Regions from separate parts of the Mus musculus genome. Here region 2 is linked to region 1. Evidence: chromatin loops called from intact Hi-C (ENCODE). Cell type or tissue: heart. All regions are shown on one strand.

Evidence for each region. A loop is a pair of places that touch in the nucleus more often than their neighbours do. Peaks named below come from ENCODE experiments on the same cell type or tissue, not always from the same donor. Only the 100,000 strongest peaks of a DNase experiment are listed, where the experiment ranks them.
Region 2: it touches region 1 in a loop (3-fold over the local background); 3 of 42 quality-filtered maps call a loop at or near these places.

What each region holds. Positions count from the first base shown.
Region 1 is chr8:109,863,593-109,871,592 of GRCm38, forward strand. Ap1g1 (adaptor protein complex AP-1, gamma 1 subunit) reads left to right here. Exons shown (of 24, transcript NM_009677.6): 24 at 1-618. Phlpp2 (PH domain and leucine rich repeat protein phosphatase 2) reads left to right here and starts at 5,011. Exons shown (of 19, transcript NM_001122594.2): 1 at 5,011-5,125. The coding sequence starts at 5,027. It overlaps Gm17344 (a long non-coding RNA gene), which reads right to left and starts at 4,938. Exons shown (of 4, transcript XR_003947453.1): 1 at 4,704-4,938. In heart, a CTCF peak has its summit at 4,825; DNase peaks (open chromatin) are centred at 19 and 4,939; H3K4me3 peaks cover 2,057 bases; H3K27ac peaks cover 1,622 bases.
Region 2 is chr8:109,702,128-109,710,127 of GRCm38, forward strand. It overlaps Zfp821 (zinc finger protein 821), which reads left to right and starts at 3,419. Exons shown (of 9, transcript NM_001167946.2): 1 at 3,419-3,736; 2 at 4,230-4,292; 3 at 5,902-6,017; 4 at 7,284-7,400. The coding sequence starts at 7,361. In heart, a CTCF peak has its summit at 4,937; DNase peaks (open chromatin) are centred at 3,364 and 4,914; H3K4me3 peaks cover 2,784 bases; H3K27ac peaks cover 1,869 bases; H3K27me3 peaks cover 941 bases.

The DNA of each region.
Region 1 (8,000 bases):
GGGTGGGGCTGTTTGTGGAACTGAAAGTGAAAACCCTTTTCAAGCAATAGCAGAGAGTGGGTCCCATGGACAAGGTTCCAGTCCCAGAACCTGGAACTCTTAAACAGAAGAAAAAGCTGAAGCGGCTTGAAGCAGCTTGAGCAGTTGCTTCTTGCTCCTGGCTTCAAGACAGAGCATTGGAGACTTTCTCCCCTTAAAGACCTGCATTTGCGCTTTGTGTGTTTTGTTTTTATTTTATTTGGGGGACCTCATGGGAAAGGGCTTCTGCACTCCTTCCTTTGTGAACCCCACTGTGTTCTTGTATCATCGTCCTTCTCCTTTTACTATGTTGTAAGTTACGGTTTTCATTAGGCCCCATCACATCTTCTTTACTGTAAAATTATTAAAAGGCTGTTTCCAAGTGGGGCAGCTAATGAAGTTCTAATTATTGCAGACATATTTTTGAGATGTAAAACACTTTAAAGTGAAATGATAAGTCTCTTGGAGGCGAGTGAGGAATAACATGGATGTAAACATTTACATGGGATGCATTCGGATTCTGCTGTGTGTATTGTCTTTTGGTTGAAACAAATTATGAACAGTGACTAATAATAAAAAGTCAATACTCAATGATTTAAACTTTGCTGCCTTGCTTCTTGGATGTGAATCAGAAGCCCAAGATGAATTCTTATTCCAAAGCTTTGAGCTACACCGAGCCTTTTAATGTTCCTTTGAGCAGAAATCTCACCTAGAGAAGAAACATTTAAAAACCTTGTAGATGTTTTACACAGAGAAAAGTCCAAAGAGCAAGTGGACATTTAACTGGAATGCAGTTACTGTCAGGTTTGTTTTCTCCACATAGGCGAATCCTCAAAGCTCTGAAGCCACTATGATGAACTATGTAGCAAGGGTACCCATGTTTTATTATAAGTTAGGGTTCGTGTTTTGTTTGATTGATTGCTTGGTTGATTTTGGTGAGTTGTTTTGGTGACTTGATAGAGAAAGGCCTAACTAGCCCAAATGAATGACATTCCATGGCTTATTTTGCATAACACGTGAATTCCTTTTTTACTTGGGAGGCAGGTGAAAGGGCAGCCTCTGTTGCTGTAAAGGTGTTGTTCCTCAGGAGCCATTCTGCTTGTTATTTGAAATAGTCACTAGGACCTGGGGTTCACCCATTAGACAAAGCTGGGTGGCTATTGTCTCCACATCCCCAGGGCTGTGATTACATTAGACCTGCTTTGGGGAGTTCAGGTCCTCATGCTGGCATGGCAAATTATCTTCACAAACTTGATAACAGTTTTTTGCTGAAGGTTGAAAGCTCTTGGTTTTCTCTTGACTCTCACAATCCCTAACATTCCCTTAATTGAGAATGAAGAAGATATGACAGTTTCCAGGTTGAAGAGGGGGAGGGTGTGGGCCTGGGTAGGTTATCTCCTTTATGCAGCAGTGCCCTTTGGCACTGTTTGATAACATTTCTATAAACTTGTTTTCTACTTGGAGTAGTTAAAATACATCGTTTCTGTATTTAAGTTTAACTGATGGAAATCTAAATATAATTAGGTGAAACTATAAAAGCCACAGTAAACAGACAGTAGATGTTTACTTAACAGTACGATGGGTTGTGCATAGGTTTAAATGTCATTCCAGAACTACAAGATTAATTTTAATCACATGAATGGCTTATTATTCTGTGATCTCCTCCAGTTCAGCTGTCTTTATATGTGGGGGGAAGAACTGTTCAGTGGTTGGAGGTGCAGCTTAGTTCTTGCCTAGCTTATATGAAGCCCCAGGCACACGTTAAAAGGAGAAACAGAAAAAAAATTCCTTCAAATTTTGAAATCAGGTAAACATTGGAACCAGAGGACACAACGCCTAGACCTGCTTATCCTGTGGTAGCATAACATTGGGGTTGGGCCTAACGAAGACTTTGTGATCACTGAAAGATTGGGAGCTAGGTATCAGTAAATAGATCTGAACTTCCAGGCTCCTCTACATAGTCTGACCTTAGCGCTCTTTCTCGACGGTGTTCTGGAGAGGTAGTGGGCGTGTGGAGCCCAATAGGAAGGAGAGGAGGGATGCTAATGCCTCTTTGCCTTAGTATGATGGGTAGTGAGGAGCCTGCAGTGATGGCAGATGGTTTTGTGTATACACACACACACCCCACACACATACATAAATCCCAGAGGAATTTATTTTTAGGGTTAGTCTCAGCTGTTCACCATTTCCAGAAATGATGGTTACATAACACTTGGCATACATGTTGCCTTGACCTGGGGGAGAGCACCAATTGTGACCTTTGTGACAGTGTGCTATGTTAATGGCAGTCCATAATCTGAAAAGGAGACATCAGCTGATTATTGCTGATTAACTGGATCTGAAGTAGTGGGGACCTTTAAAGGTAGCTGCTTAGAAAAAACTGATTCTCTGAGACCTTCCGAGCCAGTGCTCTTGGGCTATTTTTTTTTTTTTTTTTAATAAGTGGTGTTGCCAGTTTGAAGTAGTAAATCTTAGCTTCTAGCATATGGATTCATTTTAAATTGATGGTGTAGGCTACTATCCAGATAAGGAAAAAGATAACCATCTATAAAACATTGCTGTTCCCTAGAATGAACTCATTGCTGGACTTGGGACACCAAAGTGATTAAGTCACATGCGATCTGTAAAAGGTAATCTGTAGTACCTCAAGAAAGTGGCTTTTGGAAACCATCTCCAACTATTTCCCTGCCCTTGGCTATCTACTTCTGTCTTCATGTTGGTGCCTGGTCCATTCAAAACAAAAAACCAAAACAAAAAACCAGTGTGTTTGCTGTGAAATCAACCAGGGTTAGAAATCCAACTAAATCAGGTAGGTATCTGAAATAATTTCAAAGTAGAAAGAAAACCCTGGGATGTAGCTTTTCTTTCACCTTTTATTAAACTTCACAGAGAGAAACCATGCTTACTGTAGTAAAAGAAAACAAAGAAAGGAAGATTGGGACTGTGGTAGAGGAAGGCAAAAAAAACGCCTTTTATAGAAGAAATGATTTGTATGAGGCAGAATCTTTGAAGCAAAGTTTTATCTTTCTTTTTCTTTTTTTAGATTTATATATTGATATATGTCAGTACACTGTAGTTGACTTCAGACACACCAGAAAAGGATGTCAGATCTCATTATGGGTGGTTGTGAGCCACCATGTGGTTGCTGGGATTTGAACTCAGGATCTTCGGAAGAGCAGTCAGTGCTCTTAACTGCTGAGCCATCTAGCCAGCCCGCAAAGTTTTATCTTGACATGTCAATTAGCTCCAAATTGAACAAAACATCTTAAGACAGGGCGGGCCAGGTCTATCTCGAATGCTGTTGCTTTTAAGCCTACAGTTAAAATACTCCAGACAAGTAGTTGCACAGGCCAAACTGAAGCAATGGGTAATAAGTGACCCTTTGCCCGGTTATCTTAGAAGTTGTTTTGCTTTTTAATCCCTTACAAGTTGGCTGAATATTCAACACATACATAAGAGAGGAAGCCCTAAAAATGAAGAGATCTAGAAGGCTTCTTACAAAATGTAGGAGCAGTTTAATGCTAATCACCTTTTGGGAAACCTAGAATTTCAGAATTACAGTGGCTACTATGAATCTTTAATATGAGTTAGGCTCTTTGTTCTGTCCAATCCACCTTGATAATGGCCAGGCAGATGTTAATCTAGTTCATTCACTCCTTAAGAACCAACGCAAGGGTCTAGAGAGATGGCTTAGTGGTTCAGAGCACTGGCTGCTCTTCCAGAGAACCCAGGGTCAACTCCCAGAGTTCACCTGTCAATTTACAACCATCTATAACTCCAGGTCCAGAGGATCCGACACTGTCTTCTGGCCTCTATCATCAGTCATACACGTGTTGTGTTGCATAGACTTAATACCCATAACAACACGGAAGACCCACCTGAAGCTGGGCATAGTGGTGCACATCTGCACTGGGGAGGTGGAGACAGGAGACTCTAAAAGTTCAGGGCCAGCTTTGGCTATATAGTGAGTTCGGGTCTGCCTGGGCTATGTGTAATTTTCTGTCTCAAAAAAAAAAAAAATCCGAAAGAATTAGATCAAGTAATTTGTACATGTATAGAATGTATAGATCTAATAATGAGTATAATTAACGGGGTGTGGTGACCCACGCCTTTAATCCCAGCACTTGGGAGGCAGAGGCAGGCGGATTTCTGAATTCGAGGCCAGCCTGGTCTACAAAGTGAGTTCCCGGACAGCCAAGGCTACATAGAGAAACCCTGTCTCGAAAAACCAAAAGAAAAAAAAAAAAAAAAGAGTACAATTGAGATTTGGAATTGGAATTAGGCAGACTTATAATTTGGCCCACTAACCACAAAACTATCTTTCACTCCAGGAACAAAAAGAGTCAGCTTTTAAAATAGGTGAATTAAGACTTGCAAAATAGAAAGCGGGCTTACACACCATGTTACTGGTTGAGTGGTTGAGGACGAGAAAGGAAATCTGATACTTTGATTACAGGAAAAGGACACTGAACTGTGCCTGGAAAGCTTAGTGTACTTGAGGTGGTTTGATGAAGAAGGTCGCCAGCTATCCCTAAGAGGTGAGTATAAGCAACAGTTCTTTCACCCCCAGTGGGTGCCAGGGGACAAGACACATTTGGGAGCAGGAAGCGTCTTGGATGGAGAATTCCAGCGCCGCCCATGGTGGAGGGTTGTATCTTGTCTATTTTAACAGGTGCAGGCCTTACCTGTCACTTCCTCTGGCCGCTTCTTGGAGGATCCAGAAAGTACCAAATTGCTCTCCCTGCGCCCTGGTCCTAGGAGCTCAGGGTGGAGCGCAGCAGAGGCTTACTCCGCCTGCAGTGGCGCCAGCCTCCCACAATTCTACTCCGGCCTCGCCAGGCTGACGACTACGCAGGTCCAGCGGGTCGGGGAGGGACCGAAGGGGGCGGAGCGTCTTGGTTAGGGGCGGGGTCTAGGCGGAGGGGCGAGGCCTCCCGCTGCTCGCGCGCGCCTCCGAGGCTCGCGCTGTCGCGCCGGGCCGGGCGTCTCTGTAAATCCTTGGCCGCCAATGGGGGAGGTGGAGCCCGTGCCCGCGGGCCCGCTGGAGCCCCCGGAGCCACCTGAAGCGGCGGCGCCTCGCCGGCCCGGAGGGATTCGGGTCCTAAAGGTGAGACGGCAGGGAGAGGGAGGAAGCAAGAGGGCTGTGGCCGCCTTCGCTAAGCTGCCCGAGGCGGCGGGCGCCCCCCGCCCTGCGTCCCTGGGCCGCTTGCACTTGGCCGGGCCGCCGCGGGCCTGCTGTGGGGCCTCCGGGCCGCGCCCCCGCCCTGGCCTCCGCCGCCCTGGTCCCCGGCGCTGTCCATCCCTGACCGCCGCCCGGCAGGCCCACGCCTTCGGGCAGCCGCTGCCCCCACCTTCCTTCCTCCCCGCATCCCCGGGACCTCAGTCTCCTCGCTGGGCCTAGCCCGGGGCCCCGGGACGGATTCCGGGGGGCTCCGAGGGCCGGCCGCGCCTGGCGGGAGTCAGGCGGCGAGTACGCAGGACTCGGCGGACACCTGAAGACATCACCCCAGCTGGAGGATGGCGGCGGCGATTGGCCAGGCGCCGCGGTGTGCGCGGGCTGCGCCGGCGGGAGCGGCCACGCTGCCCTCGGGACTGGCTGCGGGAGTTCCGAACCGGCTCTCGGCTCCAAGACGCAACACCCCGCGCTTCCCGCTCGGGGGACAGTCCCGGAGGATCTGCTGCCTGTGGACCTGCTGGGCGTGTTGCAGGGTTTGGGGGGCGGGGGTGGGAGAGCAGAGCCCGAAGGGGCACTCCTGCTTGGCTGACAATCCGGGGAGAAGGCAGTGGGGGAGCCGTTATGCAACAGGCAGCTAAGCGGGGCTTTTTGGTAGAATCAGGGGAGTAGGAGGATAGGAAAACAGATGCAGGGGAAAGGGGAGTGGAGCCTTGAAGGTGAGTGATGACAAGAAGTTTCTATGCAGGAAGAATGCAGAAGGTGAGCTGAGGTGAGGTCAGCAGAGATGGCTAAAAGGTGGCTAACTGGGTGGAGTTCTCTACTAACCTCTGAAATAGTGCAGAGACATTTTTTTCTGTAGGTTCAGTATATAAACGAACTGGAATAGTGGAATGGAATTCCTCTAGAGTTCTAGAAGAGCAATTGGCAGGATTTAAAACTTGCCAAAGAAGGGGAAGAAAATTAAGATTTAATGTGTTTCGAAACCAGTCTGCCAAACATCGAAGATACTTAATGTTAAAAGCAAACCTTAAGTAATTAAATGAGATTGTTGTTGAGTAATATTTCCTTTTATTAAGATTATTAGTAAAGTAGCACAAAGATGGAAGCAGCAGAAAAATTTATTTGTTGTACTTAGTGAATTCATAAAACCAATACTCAGTAGACTGAAATTTTATTTTCTGGCACCTCCCAGTGTTAATGCATAGTTTACTTTAGACTAACTTCATAACTGTTACCTACACTGTTACCTACACTGGAATTTACTCAAGCATAAATCGAAGTGTAATTACTCAAAGTCTTCCAGATATTTAAAATGATAGCAAATAACGAACTGTAAATTGTGAGTGGATTCAGTACAGGCAAGAGATCTGCAGGACTAACTTATGAGGAAATAGTTTTGAGAGATATCAAATGGCTTTTGGTATGCAGAGGATGGTCAATTTAAAAAAAAAAAAACTTTTCTTGTAACCTTTTTGGGTCATGTTGAAATGGCCAATTGCATGAATGGAGGGTTCCTGAAGCTCTCATTTTGGGATCATTAGAAAGATTCCAGTGATGGGTCGGTCAGTCTTGATTCTTGGTCAGAATTGAGCTCTTGCCATGAAAGTCTTTCTGAAAGGCCTTCCTGGCCTTGCTTTCCTGAATTAGTTAACACTAATCCTCGTAAATAAGTGGGATAGATGGTCATGGAAACAGGCCTTGTGTGTCCCGCAAGCAGAAGTTCTCTGGAGTTGCTGAGTGGTTCGCTCTCTCAATTTTAGCCTATAAAGAGTACAAGAGGTGAGCAGCAGACTTTCTGAACCTTGAAGAATGTCATGTTTGCCCACAGGTTTTTCTCTGGAGATGTTTGTAAAGACTTCTCTAGCCTAGGAGCATGGCTCTGGGTTAGGAGTGCAGGGAGGGTCAGCAGCCCTCCAACATACAAGGCTCTGGTTTTATTCCTCAGCTCAAGCATCAAAATACTTATAAAAAGTTGATGCATGCCTTAATCTTAGCACTTGGGAAGCAGAGGCAGGCAGATCTCTGAGTTCTAGGGCAGCCTGATCTATAGAGTTCCAGAACAGCCAGAGATACAGAGAGAACCCCTGTCTTGAAAAACAAAACAAATAAACAAAAAGACTTTTTATTCCTTTATACTTACACCCAAATCATGAACATTATTCTCAAGTTTTCATAAAAAGCTCTTCATAAAAGCCTTACATGACTGAGCCAACATAATTTATTCAGATTATATCAAGGACCATAGGACACTGGAGCATTTTATAAAAAGTGCACTGCTAAGCCAAGGCTCTGGGCTTGTACCTATGGCCTCTGCTATTCAGAAGGTTGACATGAGATCACACTTAAGCCTCAGGGTCTAAGGCCAGTTTGAGCAACGTAGAATGTATGTCAAAGTTCTAAAACTTTCTCAAGTTCCTGAATCAGGCTCAAGAGGTTTTCAGATGTTTCCTATGCTTTTGAGATTATGGTTTAGTTTAATCAGTCAGGAGATGATAGGAAGTTACAGCCAGTCTGGTTTGAATATTATTTGTCTTTTGTTTTTATCAAAATAGATGTCTTTGAAGTTGTGTTTAGGTGCATGCATGTTTGTGTGCCTGTGTATGGAGGTCAGGGGTGGATGTCAGATGTCTTTATCTATTGCTCTTCACCTTGTTGTTTGAGACAGGCTTTCTTACTGAACCAACTTACTAGACTGGCTCCCTAGTAAGCCTTTGGGTCTCCATCTTCCAGCACTGGGGTTGCCTGTATTTATTGCCACGTCCTGAGTTTACTCATGTGTAGTGACTTGAACTCAGATCCTGTGCTT
Region 2 (8,000 bases), 160 kb before region 1:
ACCTAGTTTGACAGGCTTTTGAAATATGTGTTTTTACTCTCAGAACCATCATTCTTGTGAATTATACTTAAAAAAAAAAATCCGGGCTGGAAGATAGCTCAGTAGTCGAAGAGATTGCTATGAAGGCACAAGGACAGACGCTTGGCTCCCTAACACCCATGTAACTACTGTGGGTATGCGGGCTGCCTGTAATTACACAGCTCAGCATATAAAGATGGGAGACCCCAGAGCAAGATGGCTAGCTAGACTAGTTGGGTTGTCAAGCTCTGAGTTCAAGTGAGAGACCCCGACTCAGTATATAAGTTGAAGAAAGGCATGTGACATCAACCTCTGGCCTCTACACTCACATGCACACATATGTGCAGGTGAACCTGCCCACACATACAACCCTGCACAAGCATGCATACACATGCATATACTAGTACACACACATATCTATGTCAAAAAAATAAGTAAATGGAACCGGGGTTCTGAAATGTTTCCTGCCATTGCTAGTGTAATGTAAAGACTTAATGAGGTCAGTGTAGAAGCCAATAAATATAAAATGGATTTCAGGGCTGGTGAGGTAGCCCAGTGGTCAACTGGGCTATGTGCTTAGCATGGGTTAGCTATAGGTTCAGTCCCAAGTACAGGAATCAAACAACAGCAAAAAGGGGGTAAATGGATTAGGAAGATATTTTGGTCCTGTAATTGCGATGGTAGGACAACCACTTTGCAAGCACAGATACAAAGAGGGCAGGGTAAGCCTGGGGCTAGGAGATGGCTGTGGGTAAGGCATGTGCCCACACCCATAGGTGCTCACTATCCAAAAGCACAAGCTTGGTGACCTGAGTTCAAAATCACAGAACCAACACACAAGCTGGATGTGGTAGCAAAAGCATCTCTAACACTAGCACCCCTCCGGGGAGACGGGAGGAAGAGACAGGAAGGTCTCCGGAGGTTCCCAGGGCCGGCTGGCTGGGCTTAGAGAGTTGCAAAGGGTTGTCTTGTGACCTGCACGTTTATGGATTTGTGTGTTTGTGCTCATGCACCCACAGTGCCATAGCACAGACATAGTAAAAAGAAAAAGAAAACCTATTACTCTGTACAAAGTCTTCCAGATCTAGAATGAGTCTAGGTGAGGCAGAGGTAAGATAAGTATGTTTCTCATCACTTGATCATGAACCTGAATCACAACACTGTGGAGAAATTTTAAGAACACAGGAAACGCAAAAGAATAGCAGTTTTTTGTTTTTTTGTTTTTCTAGACAGGGTTTCTCTGTATAGCCCTGGCTGTCCTGGAACTCACTTTGTAGACCAGGCTGGCCTCAAACTCAGAAATCAGCCTGCCTCTGCCTCCAGAGTGCTGGAATTAAAGGTATGTGCCACCACCACCCAGCTAAGAATAGCAGTATTATGATTCCATATTATCATAAACAGCCCAGCATCCCCTACACAATTGCCGTGGCATGAACCCAGGTCCTGTCTACCCTTGAATCTAAGCTGCCCAACATTACACAATAATCTAATAACAAACTCAAGACATTTCATTGGAGGCTATCAGTCAGCTATTTTCTTGTTGAAAGTGTCTGCCAGGTCAATTTCAAAGTGATCTAACAAGGCTATGTATGCTGAATCTCTAAGTCTAGCTCACCAAGAATGACGGAGGTCTTAAAGTTACTGTTATTTCAGCTTGTATTCATACACAAAAGTCTAAAAGCTAGTTTGATGATATCTCATTTCCTAGGTATGTGAACAAATCAAATTCTTGAATTTGAAATGTTTTCTTGACTGATATTGAATGGTAACTCCTATCTAAACATTCCAGCCATAAGAAAGCAAACAAGCAGCTGGGCGGTGGTGGTGCACGCCTTTAGTCCCAGCACTTGGGAGGCAGAGGCAGGCGGATTTCTGAGTTCGAGGCCAGCCTGGTCTACAGAGTGAGTTCCAGGACAGCCAGGACTACACAGAGAAACCCTTTTGGTGAGCATTTACATGGGACACAAATATCTTCACATCCTTTGCCCATTTGGAGATATCTATCCACATACTTCTTCCCCAGACGTCTTTCTCACCAATTTTCCAATTGTGATCTTTCCAAGTCCCTGACCATCCAGCCAATCCATTGGCTACAGCCCATGAGTCAGTAAATAATTGTACATCTGGCCATTTCTTCTTGCAAACAAACTGTAATACCATGTGTACTGCCCGGAGTTCTGCCCACTGTGAAGATTTCCCTTCACCTGTGTCTTTCAAGGTTGTCCCAGAAAGGGGTTGTAATGCTGCAGCTGTCCACTTCTGGGTGGTGCCTGCATAACGTGCAGAGCCATCAGTAAACCAGGCTCTAGTCTTCTCCTCTTCGGTCAGTTGAAACAACAAAACAAAAAACAACAACAAAAAGCAAACAAGCAAGAACAATTTACCTACAGCATTGTCAAGGACCACCATTCTTCAATTCCACCGTTCTAGCACATTCTGCAAGACACAGGCAATGGCATCTCGTTGGAGATTTCAGGAAGGAAGAATTTGTAAGAATGCTTTATGCAAACACTTCGACTAGTCATTTTATCAGCAAGAGTCAGCACTCTTGTTTGTTCTGCCTCGTGAAGCCGCAAATCATAAGAGAACTTGCACAGGGCTTTCAGAGATTGTTTTACATGACTAGCACAACTCTTGAGAGAAGAGGGCCAGAACAGGGAAGTGACTTGCCCAAAAGCGAACAGACTGGTCGGTGGCAAAGCTGGGGCTGAAAGTTGGGCCTTCTAAAACAGGGCTCCTCTTTTTACTTCTCTACGGAGAGACTTCAGGGGTAGGTATGGGTTTTCCGCCCAAATAAGGGGAAAGAAGGGAGAGCAACGGAGAAATAATGACGCGGACAGTAACAGGAGTCGCGTTAGAACGGAGTTGAACCACGTTCAGCCTTTCCAAACACCCTTAGATAGCAACAAGGACCACAAGCTACCTAGGTCCTGTGTCTGTGACCACCTGATAGCTTAGTCCCTCCCACAGAAGCTGTGGGCCCTCTTTCTTTACTTTAAATGCCTCGAGAGTTGAAGAAGCCTTGGGACAAGTGGGAGTGAAGAGGGTTTGTGACTACGGGATGGTTGGCCCAGGTTCGGCTACGGAGGGGGAAGCCTGCGGCGGAGCTGTGGTTGGGGGATGTGGGTTCTGTGGCTGAACTCGACTTTGGGAGAGGAAACCAGCCGGGGAGATGACAGCTGAGTGGAGTTCACCCGCTCTAAAGGTGCGCGGAAACGTCAGGACACCTCCGAAAGCTCTTTAGATGCTCAGCTCCGCGTCGCCAGGACCAGATCGCGGGCGGGGCCCCTCTGGAACGCCCGCGATTGGATGCTCCCTAAGCCCCGCCTTCCCGGACCCTTTTCCCCCGAGGCCCCGCCCACAGCGCCAGGCGCGCGCCTCGGGAGCCGGGAGGGGTCGGGGCGGCGGCGGGAGGAGAGGTGAGGCTCCGGCACGCGCCCCACTCGCTGCGAGAGCGCGAACCGCGCGCTCCCGTCGTCCGCGTCGCCATCTTTTTTTTTTCCCCCCTCCGTCCGTCTGTCTGCCGTTGGCTTTGTCTGTCCGCCGCGCCGCCCCTCGCCTCCCCGCCGCCAGCCCGGCCCGCAGCCACCCTCTGCCCACCGGGGCCGGGTCCCAGAGAGCCCGGGCCCGGCCGGCTGGAGCTGCGGCCGGGGCCCATTGTCCCGCGGTCTGTCCGTCCGGAGGCGGAGCCCAGGGACGCGGAGCGCCGAGGCTGCGGGTAAAGCGCCCCCGCGCCGGGAGTCGGCAACCCGCGTAGCTCCCGACTGCCCGCGCCGCCGCCCGCCTTTTGTTTGCTCGCTCCTGGGGAGGGGCGGGCTGGGTGCTGCGGCGGCGGCCGGGTGCGGGCCTCGCGGGCCGGCGTCTGACAGGCTGGGGTGGAGCTGGGGGAGGGGAGGATGGGCGTGGGAGAGCGGACGGGGCGGGGGGCCCCTGCCGTCCTGGAGCGGGCGGGCGGGCGGGCGGGCTGGCCCAGGAGCTACTAAATTTAGATTTCGGAGGAGGCTAAGTGGTCGTCTGTGGGTTGGTCAGAAACGCGTAGGGAGACCTCTGGCTCCAGTCTAATTACCTGGGATTTACCTCTGCCCCTGTTGGGAAAAGCCAGAGAGACACCCTCTCAACTGATGGCACACCCCAGCTCCAGCGCCGACCCGAGAGGACCCGGGCACAGTGAAATGGCTGTATGATTGTCTTTCTCTTCTCCCTTTTGGCAGCTTCACATCACTCGGATTCGGGCGACTTTACTTTGCTTCGTGGGAACCTCATCAGAGCTGGAGGTGGGAGTGCACCCTCTTTTCTTTAAGGCTGGAAAAGGGCGCGCGCACACACACACGCACATCTGTAGTGTGTGTGCCCTGGAAGCTGCATCCTAACACCTGTGAGAGCAGAGGCAGGATGAGGGGGTGGGGGCCAGTGCATCCTTCCCAAGGACTCTTGACTGTGGCTCTATAGATGACAAAAACAAAAACCCCTACTCCCTTTAAAAGTCGCATCCCTTGTAGGTCGATCCTCAGTTTCCCGTTCTTCCCAGGTTCCTCCCTGAGCAGAAGATACTCAGGCGGCTCGCTATCCAATTACATTCCGAGCTTAAGTTTCACAATTGGGCAGCGCTGAAAGCAAAAGGGACCAAGTGACCTTTTGTACTTATGGGGTCTTGTTTTAAGAGGGTTACAACCTATAAAACTAACCTCAGATATTGTGCAGTTTGGGTCAGGAGTGGCCTCCCCGTGCCATTTGTCTGTCTCCTTACTTATTTTCCATGGTTTCCCCCCCTCCTCTGGACTTTTTCTTTCTAGTGGGTTTTTGAATTCTTGTGCTTTGGCTTTGTTTTGTGCTAAGGGAGGGTGTGTGTTTATTTTGCCTGGATCCCTCAGGTGTGAAGTCCCAGGAGGGACCATCTGGTCAGTTCCCCACTGGGCCACTAGGAGGCTGATGAGAGGCAGTGGTTCAGCTGTGGCTGCAGGTTTCCTCTCTGTGCCTTGTAGCTTTCTTACTGAACCAGTGTCTTGCCAGGATGATCTAAATAGAGCCTGGCACTCCTTCAAACAGACTTTATTACCTCAGTCGCAGAGCTTCGGTTCCTGGTCCTTATGGGGGTAAATGGAGATGAGATATCATTTGTTTTCTGTTACATGGTAGAGAAGTATAGAAAGATTGGCAGTCTGCATCTCATTCAGCTTTCAACTTTGGGAGTCCCCAGACACAGAGAAAGACCTAACGTGTGATATTCAGTCAGAGCCTATATTAAAATGGGTAGGGAGGGCTGGGTGTGGTGGCTCACGCCTTTAATCCCAGCACTTTGGGAGGCAGAGGCAGGCGAATTTCTGAGTTCCAGGACAGCCAGGGCTATACAGAGAAACTCTATCTCGAAAAATTAAAAAAAAAAAAAAAGTAGGGAGAATAAACCAGGCGTAGTAATACCTCTGATCCCATTGGTCAGAAGGCTGAGGCTGGGGAGTCATTGAATCAAGGGGTTTGAATTCTTGTACCTTAAGACTCAATCTCCAAAAAAGAGTAGAGGCAGGGGAAAGGAGTGACTACCCCCTACAACTGGGGGTGTAGCTTAGTCAGTAGTGTGCTTGCCCACTATGCACAAAGACCTACCTAGCGTACACAGAATTTTAGATTCAGTCCCCAGCACCATGGAAGGCTGGGTATGGAGGCAGGTACTGCACCTGCCTGTACTGTGTTGAGACAGGAATATCAGAAGCTCAAGATCACTGTTGGCTCTATATCCCGTTCAAGATGAGTTAGGATGCATGAGACTCTCCAAGAAAAAGAGAACCAGAGAATACATCCCCTTTTATTAGATGTCAGGACGCTGCTCTCTAAAATTGTTCTTTCTGTTGTACATATTAGGAGTTATTTTCCTTTTTTTAATTGAAGGTCTGAAAAGAACTGTGTTTGGTATGCAGCTATGATAGAAGACTGCCTGAAAGCTGCTTCCTTGCCACTTCCTGTGGAGGCCTGTCTTTGCCATTTGCGGTTTCTTTCTTCTTTTGGTAAGGGGAGGCAGGATCTGATTACAGGTCTGAGGGCCTTCTAGCTACATAGAGGAGTAGGTTGGCATTATCAGGTGAGCTTCCTTAACTGGAGTGCACAGTACATCTAGCAGTTTGTTTTAAAGCGGTGAACTATATATTTCTATATGTGAGCCCAGTTTAAGACAGCGAGAACTAAAAAGAACCAGGGAGTGACTAAACCCACATCCCTAACTTAGGTAGAAAACAGAATTTCACCTTTTCCATTTACATTGTTCACTCTGCTGTGTTTGTTTTGTGGTGTTGGGAATCGAACCCAGGGTCTGATGCATGCTAGGCAGGCACTCTGCCAATATATCTCATCCCTAGTCCTCACTCTGTCTTGTAGAGAAAAGGCCACAGCTTCTGCAACTAACCCACTTCAGAGTCTCTTACATTGCTTATGGCTGAGAACCAGTGTTGTGGTTAACAAGGAACCTCCAGGTTTGAGAATTTGCCTGCCCGTCTATCAGATGGGCAGCTGCACATCTCTGCTGCTCCTCTTGTATAGGGCGCTTCGCCCTTTATTCCTCACTGGTCTCTTGCTACACAGCAAAATTGAGAAGAGGCTAGATTATGACTTTTGACCTCTTCAGACCCATCTGAGCAGGGCCAGCTGGAGTTGTACATTAGGAGACTGAATTAGTACTCCACCATGTGAGAGGCATCTACTTTTCTGCAGAGAGCGTGTCTTAAGTGGTGGAAGTTTGATTTGCTCTTGTATCATCATGCCTCGGCCTTATTGCAGATAAGTGATACCCTTGCTGCTTCTAAGCATCGTTCCTTAGAAAACTTTCTAGAGATACAGACTCCAGGTCTTGACTTCCAGTTGCACATGTGCCAGGTCAGCCACTACAGGTCATTGTTTGTTGTCTTTTTGCTTTCTTTCACATCCGTGGGAGCAATCCCTTTACCCACAGTACTTCTAACCTTGATTGCCCGGATTTGCATCCTTTTCTATCCAGTGCTCTTGACTTCGACCACTTAGTAGTAGTCTGAATCCCAAAGACAGCTTTATAGAAGAAGTCTCATAAGTAGTCGCCTCTCGAGTTTCTTGGTCCTTGACTTTGAGTTAGACATTTAGTTACCTTTTTCATTTCATTAGTTTAGTTATTTATATCTAGTGAGTTTTATATGCTCAAGAAGTATTTTTTAAGATCCTTAAATGTTCTAATTTTATAATTTCTGGGAAGAATAACAGGCTAACAATATTTTATTTTATTTTATTTTATTTTCTTATTATTGCAGGTCAGCACCGTACGAGGAGGTAGTGACCTGTCCAGGGGTGAAACTGGGGAAGAACGGAGCTTGGATATCAGGGAAACATGTCCCGTAGGAAACAGACAAACCCAAATAAAGTTCACTGTGAGTACTGGGCTTTGTCTTTTGAAACCTGGGTTGGAATGAAAGAGGAGCCTGAGTTTTGGGGGAGAGGCTCACACTCATTTGTTGGGGGGCGGGGGGAGAAAGGGCTAAAGATTCCCAGTATGGATTTGAAGTATAAAGTTACTAGAGTGCTGTCTAACTTGCCCAAGGGGTATGTATATGTGTTTGATTCATCTTTAATATGAACAATTACAGGAAACTTATTTTGTGAAAAAGTATATTAGGTGTCAAGGCTGTGAAGCAATAAAACATAACTAAACTATAATACAGAAGAAACATAAACATATAAGCTAGTATATGCTATTTGCCCAATAGATGCAGTATAGATTATGTACCACAGATGTTAAAAATAGGACAGTTTCAGTACCTGGGTTAGTGATGGAGTGCTTGATGAAAGAGACCCTAGACCATGACTTTAGACAGGTCTTAGAGGATGAAAGGTAGACTTAGACAGAAGGGAAGGAAATGCACCTGACCTGTTAGAGAAGGGAGAGAAGTCTAGAAAGCAAACGTTTTATTTGTCTAAAATCACAGGCTAGGTGACCCCAGAGTAAAACCCCATCCAGATAAATTTTTAAC